Linked DNA regions of Homo sapiens: all the other regions are linked to region 3. The links are chromatin contacts, found by Hi-C or POLR2A ChIA-PET in ENCODE. All regions are on one chromosome and are shown on one strand. The core of a region is the stretch at or near the end of the contact, and the rest is flanking DNA. Distances in the headings are between cores, read along the strand shown. Region 1 holds the start of FNBP4 (formin binding protein 4). Region 2 holds the start of TSPAN18 (tetraspanin 18). Region 3 holds the start of CRY2 (cryptochrome circadian regulator 2). Region 4 holds the start of MADD (MAP kinase activating death domain).

Region 1 (2,910 bases), core at 304-2,803, 1.9 Mb after region 3:
AAAAAAAGAAAGGACATTTCATTGACCCAAATAATTGGGAGATAATAAACACAGAGCTGGAATCTTTTTTTTTTTTTTTTTTTGAGACGGAGTTTCGCTCTTGTCGCCCAGGCTGGTCAAACTCCTGACCTCGAGTAATCCGCCTACCTCGGCCTCCCAAAGTGCTGGGATTACAGGCATGAGTCACCGTGCCCTGGAGTCTTTCATCTGCTTACAAACTTCAACATCAAGGGAAGACTCTTACCATGGTAAATAAAAATTATTAATACATCTGCATGGCCGGGCGCGATGGCTCTCGCCTGTAATGATCGCTTGAGCCCTGGAGTTCGAGACCAGCCCGGGAAACATGAACTCCGTCTCTACTGAAAATACAAAAATTAGCCGGGCATGGTGGCAGGGTCCTGTAGTCCCAGCTACCCAGGAGGCTAAGGCGGGAGGATCGCTTGAACCCGGGAGGTGGAGGTTGCAGTGAGCCCAAGATCGCGCCACTGCACTCCAGCCTGGGCGACAGATTGAGACATTGTCTCGAAAAAAACAAAACAAAACTCTTAAAAAGTTACATCTGCAATACTTACAAATACATACAAAAACAGTAAGTATTCTCCAGGCTATGATAGGACCTTTACAAGACACACCAAACACTGCTATTGCGGATTTTTTCCAATTAACGAACCAGCGTGATCTCTGAACATGTGAAACGGTCGCGGCTTCTCCGGCGCCTAGTCCTGGAGTCACTTTTAATCTAAGCACCACTCCAGTGAGAACCACACAAATACTTAGGAACCTACCAGCTCCATTTCTCCAGCAGTTCTGCTAGTGTGGGGATGCTTACTAGCTGGAATATTAAGAGCTTTTTCTAAACGTCTCTATCCCCGTTTCGACAAAACCGAAAGGAGGCAGATGACGTGTGGAAAGGCCTGGCCCACAGTCACAGGCCGCGCACGCGGAAACTCATCCTCACATCCACCCTCTGCGTTACCCAAAACCGACCCGGGGCGTTTGGGAGACTCAGGATGCCCGAACTTCGGTCATATTTCAAACGTTCCCGGGGCAAGCCCTGCACCACAGATGGCGCCTCGGGCTTGGCCCGGGCCGAGGGCGCAGAACTCGGCCTGGCCCTTCTGCGGCCCGGAGCCCAGGGCCGCCCCGCCTGCAGGCCCGCAGCAGGCAGGCCTCGGAAGCCGACCTCGCCCGCCTCCCTCGCCGGGTCTGGCCAGGCGCCGTGAGGAGCCTAGGCCGCAAGCCCTGAGCTCGAGTTCAGGTCCCCCCGCGCACCCTTGCCTTCTGAAGGCGAGTCGTCCGAGGCCGCGGCGGCAGTCACCGCGGTGGTGGTGGTCGTCGCCGCCGACGGGGCGGGCTGGCTGGGGACCGCCGCGGTTGAGTCCGGCTCAGTGTCGGGTTCCGGCTCCGGGTCCCGGCCCGGCGTGCTGCCCCGAGGACCCGGCGGAGAGAGTTGCAGGATGGGCCTACGGCCGGGTACCGCCCGGGACTTCTTCCCCATCGCGAGCCCAAGCGCGAGCAGAGAGCGTCGGGCGGCCGAGAGGGGCGGGCACTGGAGGCTGGGCGCTGGGCCCTGGGCGCTGCGACGCGTAATCAATATTCATACACCGTGACACCGCCTCCAGCCCGGATCCGCTTTCAACCAGCGGAGCACGCGCTTGCGCAAGCGCCTCGGACCCTTCGGCTCTTCTGGCTCCTCCTCACCAGGAGAAAGGGCGGGATTACCAACTGCGCTAGGCGATTGGCTGTTTTGACCCAGAGAAGGGACCGGTGGCCAATGGAAAAGGAAAAAGGGTGAGAGTCCAGCCAATAGTGCGGTAGGGCCTGAATTAGAACGACTTCCCCACTTCCGTCGGGTTCCACCCATGCGCTTTCCCCAAGCCTTTTCTTTGCCTACTTGTCCTCCATCTTGTGGCTATTCTCGGCCTAGAGTTTCATGTTGTCTGTCTTCTAGAAAGGTGTGCTGCTGGGCCCAGCTCACTCACGCCTGTAATCTCAACACTTTGGGAGGCCGAGGCGGGTGGATCACGAGGTCAGGAGTTCAAGACCAGCTTGTCCAAGATGGTGAAACCCCGTCTCTACTAAAAATACAAAAGATTTAGTCGGGCGCGGTGGCAGGCGCCTGTAATCCTAGCTAGTCGGGAGACTGAGGCAGGCGAATCGCATGAACCCGGCGGCAAAGGTTACAGTGAGCCGAGATCGCGCCACTGCACCCCACCCTGGGTGACAGAGTGAGACTGTCTCAAGAAAAAAAAGAAAGGTGTGCTGTTTTCTGAGCCCTTCCCCACGTTTCGCCCGGATTATTGTGGCTTACTTTGGGTATAGCATTGAACATTAAATGGGACAGTGGGTCTTTTACGCTTTTGTAATTTCCTGCAGCACACAAATAGATGTCTCATATTTTCTCGCTTATTAGCTGGGAAAAATCACGAGATACTCCACTACCTACAAGGAAAAAGCCTAAAATTGTTGGGATGGCATACAGGAACCTTACCAGTTTTGTACTACTATCGTCAACATGCTTTAATTTACCCTTGCTTTAACACTGCCCCCTCTCCCGTCTCCTGCCTCTGGAGCCCGCCACTTGGAGCATCACCTCCCTCACTTTTCCTTTGCACTGACTGGAATAATTACTGCATCACATGATGAAAGTCTTTTATTGTTTCATCAGGGCGCAATGCAGACGCAGTGCAGGCGTGACCTCTCCTGCCCAGCCTCTCCCTGGCACTTGACATCCTGTTGACATCCGTCTCCCCTCTAAACTAAGGAATGCGAGTGGTATTTATTTTTATATCCGCAGCAGCTCAGTTCCCACTAAAAATATCTAATACTTACTGAGCTCTATGTGTCAGTCACCAAGCACTTTACACGTAGAATTGCATTTGATCTTTTAAAATGATTATTTCTAAT
Region 2 (2,795 bases), core at 103-2,602, 1.1 Mb before region 3:
TTGGAGACCAGCCTGGGCAACATGGTAAGAGTCCAGCTCTACAAAACACACACGCACACACACACACACACACACACACACACACACACACACACCAAAAACAACAGAAAACATTAGCCAGGCATGATGGCACATGCCTCTGGTCCCAGCTACTCGAGGGGGCTGAGTTGGAAGGATTGGATTGCTTGAGCCCAGGAGGTCGAGCCTACAGTAAGCCGTGCAGGAGGTCGGGCTACAGTGAGCTGTGCTTGTTGACCAGGCTTGTCCAGCCTGGTCAGCAGAGCGAGACCTTGTCTCAAAAACAAAACAAAAACAAAACAAGAAGATCCCCCTCCCCCCAAACTCTGCCCAGTGGCCTGACTACCAACATCCATATACAAGACAGGAGTAGGGTCAACTCCTTCCTATCAGTCACCCCTTAGTGAGAATCAGCTGGCCAAGGGGCCTCCTGCAGAGCTGATGTGTGCTTGAATGCCTAGGGCCCACGGGGATGGGGTGTGGAAGCTTCAAGCTGGGACTCAAAACAGAGTTGCCAAGGGAAGAGGAGTGGGCGACCCGAGCCCCTGTCATCAGTACTTTCACTTGGGCTGTCAGTTTTGATCTGCTTGCTTGTCCGTTTTGTCTGGGGCAGGGTCGGGTAGTTGTTTAGAGGAGGCTCAGAGGTTAAAAGTCTCAGGCAAGTCATGTCAGGGGTTGGGAGCCAGTGCTGCTGTGGCAGCAGTACAGAGAAGAAAAGATAAGCTCCCCAGCCCCGCAAGAACCTCAGCCCTGAGGCCGGAGACACAGATCTGGCCCCTTGCAATCAAGTCATTTGCATCTGACCTGGGGTCAGGCCCCTCCATGCAGGAAGTCCCCTTTCTTATCTGCAAGTCAGAGGAGGGTGAGTTCCCCAGGCTTTCAACAGGTACTTCCCCCGGCAGCGGGAAGCCCAGGAGCCCGATCAGGACCGAGGATCTCACCCCAACCCCTGCGTTTGGGCCCCGGGGTCAGCTGAAAGTTCCCCTGGAATAAACACTTCGGGTCCAGCATGCCCCTCTCCCCACTCCCGCAACGATCTTCCGAATTCAGACGCAGAGAGGGCCCGCGAGCAGAGCGGGAGGTGGTCGGAGGCGGAGGAAGGGGAGATGGGCAGAGGGTGGGCCCAGGGACCCCCAGACAAGGCCTGGACGCGGGGTTGGAGGAGGAGGCGGAGGCTGGCGGGAGGCGAGGGGCAGCCCGCAGAGGAGACGCGCTTCTCGGCAGCAACGGCGTCTGGAGCCGGGAGGGGCGGAGGTTTGGGGAGGGGGAGGGAGGGCGGGGGAGGGGAGGGACGGACGGCGGCGGAGGTGGGGCCGGCGGGCTGGCGGGCGTGCAGCTGCCGCCGGCGTCGCGGGGCTCCAGGCTGCGGGGCGGACGTAGCGCCGAGCGATCCACCGCGGAGCCGCGCGAGGCCGCCCGAGCCCCAGCCCCGGCCCCGGCCCCAGCCCCGGCCCCGGCCCCGGCCCCGGCCCCGGCCCCGGTCCCGGCCCCGAGCCCCGAGCGAGCGCCGCCGCCTCGCGCTGCGGGTCCCCGGACGCGCCGCCACCGCCGGGAAGGCAGCCGGCGCCGGGCAAGTTGCGAGCGCGCCCCTCCGACCAGGAAAGTTTCCCCCCGGCCGCCGGCGGGATTTGGCGCGGGGTCCGGCAGCCGCCGCTGGAAGGTATGGGGCTCCGCACCTCCGTGCCCTCCGCACGCCGCCGCCGCGCCCCCGGGGACCTGGGGACCCCCCCGCGCGCCGCCCCGGGGGTGCTGCTGGACGCGGCGGGGAATTGGGGTGGAGTAGGGATCCCAGGACGGAAGCCCGGCAACCAAGTTCCACTCAAACTAGCACGCGGGGGCTGGGGGGCCGGGGACGGTCTCCACCCCGTGCCTGCCCGGAGTCCGCTGAGGGCCGGGGGCTGCGCCCAGGACAGGTGCAGAGCCGGTGGGCTCCCAGTGCTCCGGGTGGAGGAGTGGGGGCTTCTGGAGAACGGCGCGGGGTGGCAGGTGTGGTTACAAGGTTCGGGGTTTCGGCCAGGGCTGCGCCCGGAAAGGGGCTGCTCGCCACGCCACCCGGTAAGACAGTGAGGGACCAGGGACTGGGAGCGGCGATCGGGGCCGGGAGGGCTGTGGGGCCCGGCAGCTGCATGGAGGGCGGGCTGCCTTTGGGGTCCCTGGCAGCGGGGCGGGGCGGGGCGGAGGCGCCACTCGTTCCTCCAGGACCCCCCTTATTCCTTAGGTGTGTGCGGTTTGGGGAAGTGGAGACTCCATGGAGTGCTGGGTGGGTGGGAGGCTCGGGCACGTCCAGATTTAGGGGGCAGTGGGAGCCAGTTGGGACGGTGCTCGGCTCGGGTGGGATCGCGCCGGCTCCGGGTCCTGCTGGAGTGAGGTGACTGGGCTCCCGCCAGGGGGCGCACTGCCCCGGCCCTCGCCAGCAGGAAGCGCGTTCTGGCTCCTGCGAGGCAACCGCGCCGACATCCAGGACGCAGGGACCACAGACACCCAACTTACGCGGGGTCCCGCCCCGAGGAGCCCGCCCTACACTAGCCAGACGGGGGAGCGGGACCAAGAGTGAGGCGAAAGGTTCACAGTTATAACTGCGCCGTGGGCTGGAAAGGCTAGGAGTCAGGATGTGATTTTTCTCGGGAAGGCTGCCAGGGCAAATGGATGAGTAAGAAATTTACCCCCAGAAAAAGATGTAAGAAACTACAACTGCGAATTGGTGCAGAGAGAGTGGGTTGGGGAATTAACTTTTTGACGGTTTTTGGAGTTGCAGAAACCCAAACCCCAAAATGCAT
Region 3 (2,709 bases), core at 178-2,677:
GAAATTTCAGTATTGTGTGCCAAGACAAGTGACCAAAAAGAAGCACAGAATAAGATGGGGCACTATTCAGGTTGGGATCAGACAGCAAGAAGGTGACATCTATACTGAACAATGATACAGAGCAAACTGGAGTTAGAAACAAAGATGGAAGAGGGAGTGTGATCTAGACTGCTGGAACAGCTCGTGAAAAGCCCTGGAAATGACAGAGAATGCCTAGGATTGCAGTGACACTGGTTTAGAGAGTGGTGCCAATTAATGCCACTAAATTGCAGACTAAATTACTAAATGCTTTCATCACTCTGTCCCAGGTCCAGGAAGGGTTCCAAGCATGGGCTCAACCTAGGGTCAAGTTGAAACAGACTGTTTTCCACCTGATAACCCCAAAGCTGCAGCTTGACTAAGCCGTCTTAGCCCAAGAGGGTTCCACCTGGCGTCCCAGAAGAATGGGGACAGTGTCCTCCACATCTCTGAACCCTACCCGGAATCCAGTACAGTGCTTTGCACACACTGGATCTACTAAACAGACTAAAAGAAAATAAATTCATCTGATGGCATAATTACTATCTCAATTCAAGTCCCCCACATTCCCAGTCCTTACTCCCAAATCCTCTACTGCTGCATATTAGGGCACTCCTTCCCCGTCCTTAGACTCTGCCACTTGGAATTACCAAGGATCTTCGCACAAAGAGAAGTATAGCTTCGTGGATAAAAGCAGAAATTTCGAAATCAGAATAATCTGGGTGAAATCCTCTTAGCAGCTTTATGATATTGAATAAGTCACTCAACCTGCGGCACCCTCCGTTTTCTTCATCTGTGAAACGAAAACAACAGCAGCTTTTTCACTGGGGTTCGCTAAATGAATGTAACTGGGCTGAGTTGAGAATAGTAAATGAGACCGTCTACGTAAGGAGATGATCATGTCTCTTGCCATATAAAGTGCACTTAATAAATGGCAGCTGTAGTAGAATGATGTAGATGGTGATGGTGACGATGTTGGTGATAATAGGAAGGTCAGCTGTCAGTCTTGCAAGTCACTGGCTGTAGTCACAGCAACCCCTACCAGCCCAGGCAGCTTCTTCTAGAAGCAGGCCCTGAACAGGACGTGGGTAAGAGATCCGCTGTCCCTTGAGACTTGGCCTACTCCCGGCACTCCGCGGACAGCCCCAGCCTGCGGACAGCCCCAGCCTGCGTCACTTGTCCGCATGCCAGCTCCACCCGGGCGGACCCACACATGGTAGGAACGTGAGGGGGCGGGCCTGTTCCGGCGCCTCTGGGCCAATCGCCAGGTGGAAGGCACTCAGCCAATGGCAGAGGGGCTCTGGGGCCCTGTGGGCGGGGACTAAGGGTGGAGTTGCGGCGTCATAGGTCACTGGGCGGGCTATGGGCGGGGTCCACGTCGCCTACCGGGGCGGAGCGGGGGTGGCTGGAGCAGTCTGGACAGTCATGGCGGCGACTGTGGCGACGGCGGCAGCTGTGGCCCCGGCGCCAGCGCCCGGCACGGACAGCGCCTCTTCGGTGCACTGGTTCCGCAAAGGGCTGCGACTCCACGACAACCCGGCGTTGCTGGCGGCCGTGCGCGGGGCGCGCTGCGTGCGCTGCGTTTACATTCTCGACCCGTGGTTCGCGGCCTCCTCCTCAGTCGGGATCAACCGATGGAGGTGAGGGGACCCGGGGCTGGGTGGCGGGGACGCAGCCAGGACCCTGACCCTGGGGTGACCGGCGAACAGCACGATCCCCCCAACCCCGCCACGGCTGGAAGGCCAGAGGGGAGAAGCCGAGACCGGGGAAGTAATTCGTCATGGTCCTAACGCGCCGGTGGGCCAGGGTTCAGCCTCTGACAAAGCGCGTTCGCACTGTTACCCCTTTGAGCCTCACAACTGCCTGTGGAACGGAGATCATGATCCCCGTTGTACAGATGAGACCCTTGAGCCCTGGAGACCCAAAGTCGACCTGCCCAAGGACTTGTAGCCAGTGAGTGGCAGAACAGGGGCTCCTGGTCTAGGGCTCTTACGGTCTACTCAGGGAGGGGCGGAAGGGAGATAACGTAGTGTGAGGGCGGGACGGGTTTTTGCTCGCATTCTTCAAGAGCCCGTTGCTGGGCTCGGGGAGATCACTCCGAAGCCTCTGGCTCGTTTGAATCCGCCCTACCACCCATCCTGGCTACCCTGCACCCAGACCGTCCTGCCTCTAGGGGTGTCAAGTGACCCTGGCTTAGCATTAAATAAGGTCTTCTCCCCTATATTATAAATAAAGAAGCCAAAGGCGTCTTCAGGTGGAGTCGCTTTATGTTCAAAGCTCCAGAGAATCCAGGGGATTCTCCAAAATGTTTTAAGCCCTGCTCTGGAGCTTTGACCTCGATAGAAAAATTTAAAAGAATCCAAAGTGTCACCCCGTCATCCTCTTGTCATGATTTTAGAGGACAGTAGAGCCATTAGAGATGAGACTTTTATGAACTGTTGTGGTAAGGTTAGGGAGCAGGAAAGCCATGATATCAAGGGCCCCTCTGATGACCCCCCAGGAGATGGAGTCGACATGATCATGGAAAAAGATGAACAGGTCGTTAGTGTATTTTCACTGTAAACAGTATTCAAACTAAAGAGTTTTGAGACATAATGTACCCATCGCTCTTCAGAACACCTAGTGGCAGTCGCTCGGTTTGTTTGCATTGTTCTGGGGAATGTTTGCTTGTGGCCTTGTTGCATCGATGGA
Region 4 (2,784 bases), core at 23-2,522, 1.4 Mb after region 3:
TACTGAGCAGTGGAGCCCTCGCTAACACTGTGCTGTGTCTGAAGATCATGCTGACCCCACAAACGGATGGGCCTGGGGGCCACTTTGCACAGGGTTCTCCAGAGCCCTGCCCATCCTGCCTCCACCACTTCCTGTTTTTCCCACAGGGCCCCAAGAAAAATTCTCCACTGTCACTCTGTGGTATGGCCATAAATGCCTCAGCGCCGCCTCACTGATAGGTCTGGTACTGTTTGAACAGGAAGATCAAAATGAATACAAAATGAGAGAAACCAATTTCTGGATTGGGGGTGGGGACACGGTAATAGAGGAGGAAGCCTGCGATCTTTAGGATCCGCCTCCAGGCCCAGAGGAGGGAGAGTCACAAATGACAGCCTTGGCCGTGAGAGGGGGCCTCTTCTTACTAACCCCCACTGCGCCATATGGGTAAATGGAATGCTGAGGCTTAGGCGCCCCCTTCCCCTGCTGGGATCCGGGTAGGATCCGGTTGCCTTTCTGCGGTGGAGGAGGAAGTGTTGGATTTCAGCGCTAAGGCGTCGGCGGTGCACCTCACGTGCATGTGTAGCATGCCTTGGTTTTTCCTTTGGCATCTGAAAAAGGCACAACCTGAAAGACCTAGAACCCAGTGTCGGTCCCCAGGCCCTTTGGGACAGGAAGAGAAGAGCCGTGTGGCCGCGGGGAGGATGTCCTGAGGCGGGGCTGTCCTCGCGGACTGACTGGACTCCATCTCCCAGCGGGCGCCGCGGCGCGGCCACGCCCCCCCACTCCCCGCGCGCGCCCGGTGGAGGTAACCGCGGCCGCGCGCCCCCCTCTGCCCCCGCTGCCCAGGATTGGTAGGCTCCACCGCTCGGCAGCCGGCTTCCCTGCTCGGACGCCGAGCACCGCCAAAGCGCGTGAGTGGGGGGTGGGGACTGGGGGATGGGGAGCCCGTCAGGAAGTCTCAGGGGCCGATTATCTTGGGAAGTGACTTTCAGAGGAATCCCCATGTCGTCGAAACGGGCGCTATGACCCCGTCGGGTGAGAGTCTCTCTGAGCAACCCAAACAGAAGGTACTGCTGTGGGTCCCCCACTTGGCACGCGACGGCGCTGGGTCGGCCTGGCGCGCCCTCCCGCGCCCACGGGCGCTAGGCTAGGTCTGTGCGCAGCCGCTGTCTCCCGAGGTCGGCCCCGCCCCGCGGCGCTCGGCTCGGTGCAGCCCCGGCCCCCCGGGCTGAATGGTACGGCCCCGGCCCCGGCCTCCCCCTCCGCACCCCGCGCGAGTGGTGCGTGCCCCCCAGTGCAGACGCGGAACTGGCGCCCGCTCGGAGCGGCGCCGCGCTGGGGAGCGACTGACGCCCCGCTGCCGGGGGACGTCGGGCTGGGCCTGGCCAGTCCCCCAGAGCTTGGGAGGTAGGAGAGTCTGGGCCGGTGGGGTCCTGGGCGAGCGTCTGGGGACTCCGAGCGGGAGACGGGCTCTGAGAGGACACCGTGGCTCTTGGAGGAAGGGGTCTCTCAGGAGGCCCTGGGGGAGTGTGAAGGGGCGTGGGGACGGGGGTCTGCCGAGGAGGGGCGGGGACGGGGATGGGGGCGCCCCGGGCAGAGGAGGGGGCTCAGGCTACTGGGCTTGGTTCCTGCCGAGCGGGCGGCTCGGGTTCAGGTTCGGGGCGGGGGCGGGGGCGGGGGAGAACTGTCCAGCAGGTGAGGGGGCGGGCAGAGCTGGCCAGCCCTGGGGCCGAACCCGCACAGCGCTTGGCGGGTGTGCTTGTGCGTGTGCGTGCTTGCGCCTTATTTTTGGCTAGAATTTGGAGAAACACGTTTGGTTCTCAAGAAATTTTTTTTTTAACTTGATATTTCAAAATTGACTTGCTGGAGAGAGAACACCATTTCATCTTTCTGCAATCGCTCTCCTCCCCATCCTCGTGTATCTACCTTCTTCCACCTTTCCCTGCCCTCCCCTCTACCCCAACCCTGCCAGCTGCCAGCCTCCTTGCTCCAGTTCTCCCATACGCTGGACCAGTCTGTGCTGATGAGCTTGCAAGGTCACTGCCTGGGGAGGTAGAGGAGGGGAGGAGAGCCTCCTGTTGTGTTCACGTCAGCAGAGATGTCATATCGCTCTCTGGTTCCTGTGGTTTTACTGTGAGATCCTGTCCAAAATGAGGGACGAATCCAAAGGGTTGGTTAGCATGGCTATTTCTGCTGAAAAGGCATAGATAACTTAAAAGTTTGTGAATCCTAAATCTACCTCTGGGTGGAGCTGATGGTGATGTCGGACTTCAGCAGATAGATATGCATTTTGAGCTGGATGCTTTTGGAATACAGGAAGATAGGAACCAGAGGCTCTACGTTAGTAAACATGGTTGAGGCAAGAGGCAGAGTCGGAGCCTCGTTGGTTGTGAAGACAAGAGTGTGAGTTGTGGGTGATGTTAGAGGATTTAGTCTTTAGAGGAGTTAAAGGTGTTAGTCTTTTTGGGGAGGGGAGAGAGGAGAGAATGAGAAGGAAAATCTTAGTTATCTTTGCAATCTGAATAACTGAAGGCAGTGGCTGCTGATCAGATGTGAACTCTGGCTAAAAATTTATCCTACCACCCGTAGCTAGAATAATAACAAGATCTCAGGGTCCTTGTGGCTCTGGAAGGAAATGATTGTGAGTGACTTGAGTTTCGTCAGATAGTTGTCAGTGGAGAGGGACTGAGATCCCACCAAGGCTAGAGAGGCCTGATGCGTACTCAGTAGGAGGTGCTTCAGGCCTGATCTTTGAGATTTTGGTTGGAGAGGGCTCCGGGTTTTCAATGTAAACATAGATTGCAA

What was found. A loop is a pair of places that touch in the nucleus more often than their neighbours do. ChIA-PET counts read pairs that join two places held with the same protein, here RNA polymerase II (POLR2A). Pooled maps may share reads with other maps.
Region 1: a loop to region 3 is called in a map of CD4-positive, alpha-beta T cell, with 8 times the contacts of the local background. The contact joins the promoter of FNBP4 here to the promoter of CRY2 in region 3. A Hi-C loop is called at or near these places in 1 of 168 maps with a recorded cell type or tissue (CD4-positive, alpha-beta T cell), 1 of 37 single-sample maps with no recorded cell type and 14 of 50 pooled maps.
Region 2: a pooled map shows a loop between it and region 3 (6-fold over the local background). The contact joins the promoter of TSPAN18 here to the promoter of CRY2 in region 3. A Hi-C loop is called at or near these places in 4 of 50 pooled maps. POLR2A ChIA-PET finds 5 or more read pairs at or near these places in 2 of 52 experiments (K562 and naive thymus-derived CD4-positive, alpha-beta T cell).
Region 4: a map of naive thymus-derived CD4-positive, alpha-beta T cell shows a loop between it and region 3 (16-fold over the local background). The contact joins the promoter of MADD here to the promoter of CRY2 in region 3. A Hi-C loop is called at or near these places in 2 of 168 maps with a recorded cell type or tissue (CD4-positive, alpha-beta memory T cell and naive thymus-derived CD4-positive, alpha-beta T cell) and 8 of 50 pooled maps.

The regions. Positions count from the first base shown.
Region 1 is chr11:47,765,788-47,768,697 of GRCh38, forward strand. FNBP4 (formin binding protein 4) reads right to left here and starts at 1,554. Exons shown (of 17, transcript NM_015308.5): 1 at 1,282-1,554. The coding sequence starts at 1,501. RefSeq lists enhancers at 1-844, 639-698, 845-1,769 and a silencer at 959-1,568.
Region 2 is chr11:44,725,610-44,728,404 of GRCh38, forward strand. TSPAN18 (tetraspanin 18) reads left to right here and starts at 1,353. Exons shown (of 10, transcript NM_130783.5): 1 at 1,353-1,678. All of the region lies in intron 2 of TSPAN18-AS1 (TSPAN18 antisense RNA 1), which reads right to left. RefSeq lists enhancers at 1-741, 742-1,603, 970-1,139 and silencers at 1,330-1,479, 2,316-2,485.
Region 3 is chr11:45,846,048-45,848,756 of GRCh38, forward strand. It overlaps CRY2 (cryptochrome circadian regulator 2), which reads left to right and starts at 1,428. Exons shown (of 12, transcript NM_021117.5): 1 at 1,428-1,658. The coding sequence starts at 1,444. RefSeq lists enhancers at 879-988, 1,039-1,088, 1,449-1,688, 1,619-2,140 and a silencer at 2,089-2,198.
Region 4 is chr11:47,268,861-47,271,644 of GRCh38, forward strand. MADD (MAP kinase activating death domain) reads left to right here and starts at 1,273. Exons shown (of 37, transcript NM_001376571.1): 1 at 1,273-1,386. It overlaps NR1H3 (nuclear receptor subfamily 1 group H member 3), which reads left to right. Exons shown (of 10, transcript NM_005693.4): 10 at 1-173. It overlaps MADD-AS1 (MADD antisense RNA 1), which reads right to left. Exons shown (of 3, transcript NR_120569.1): 2 at 2,219-2,281; 3 at 1,797-2,120. RefSeq lists enhancers at 455-564, 1,038-1,332 and silencers at 715-824, 1,035-1,564.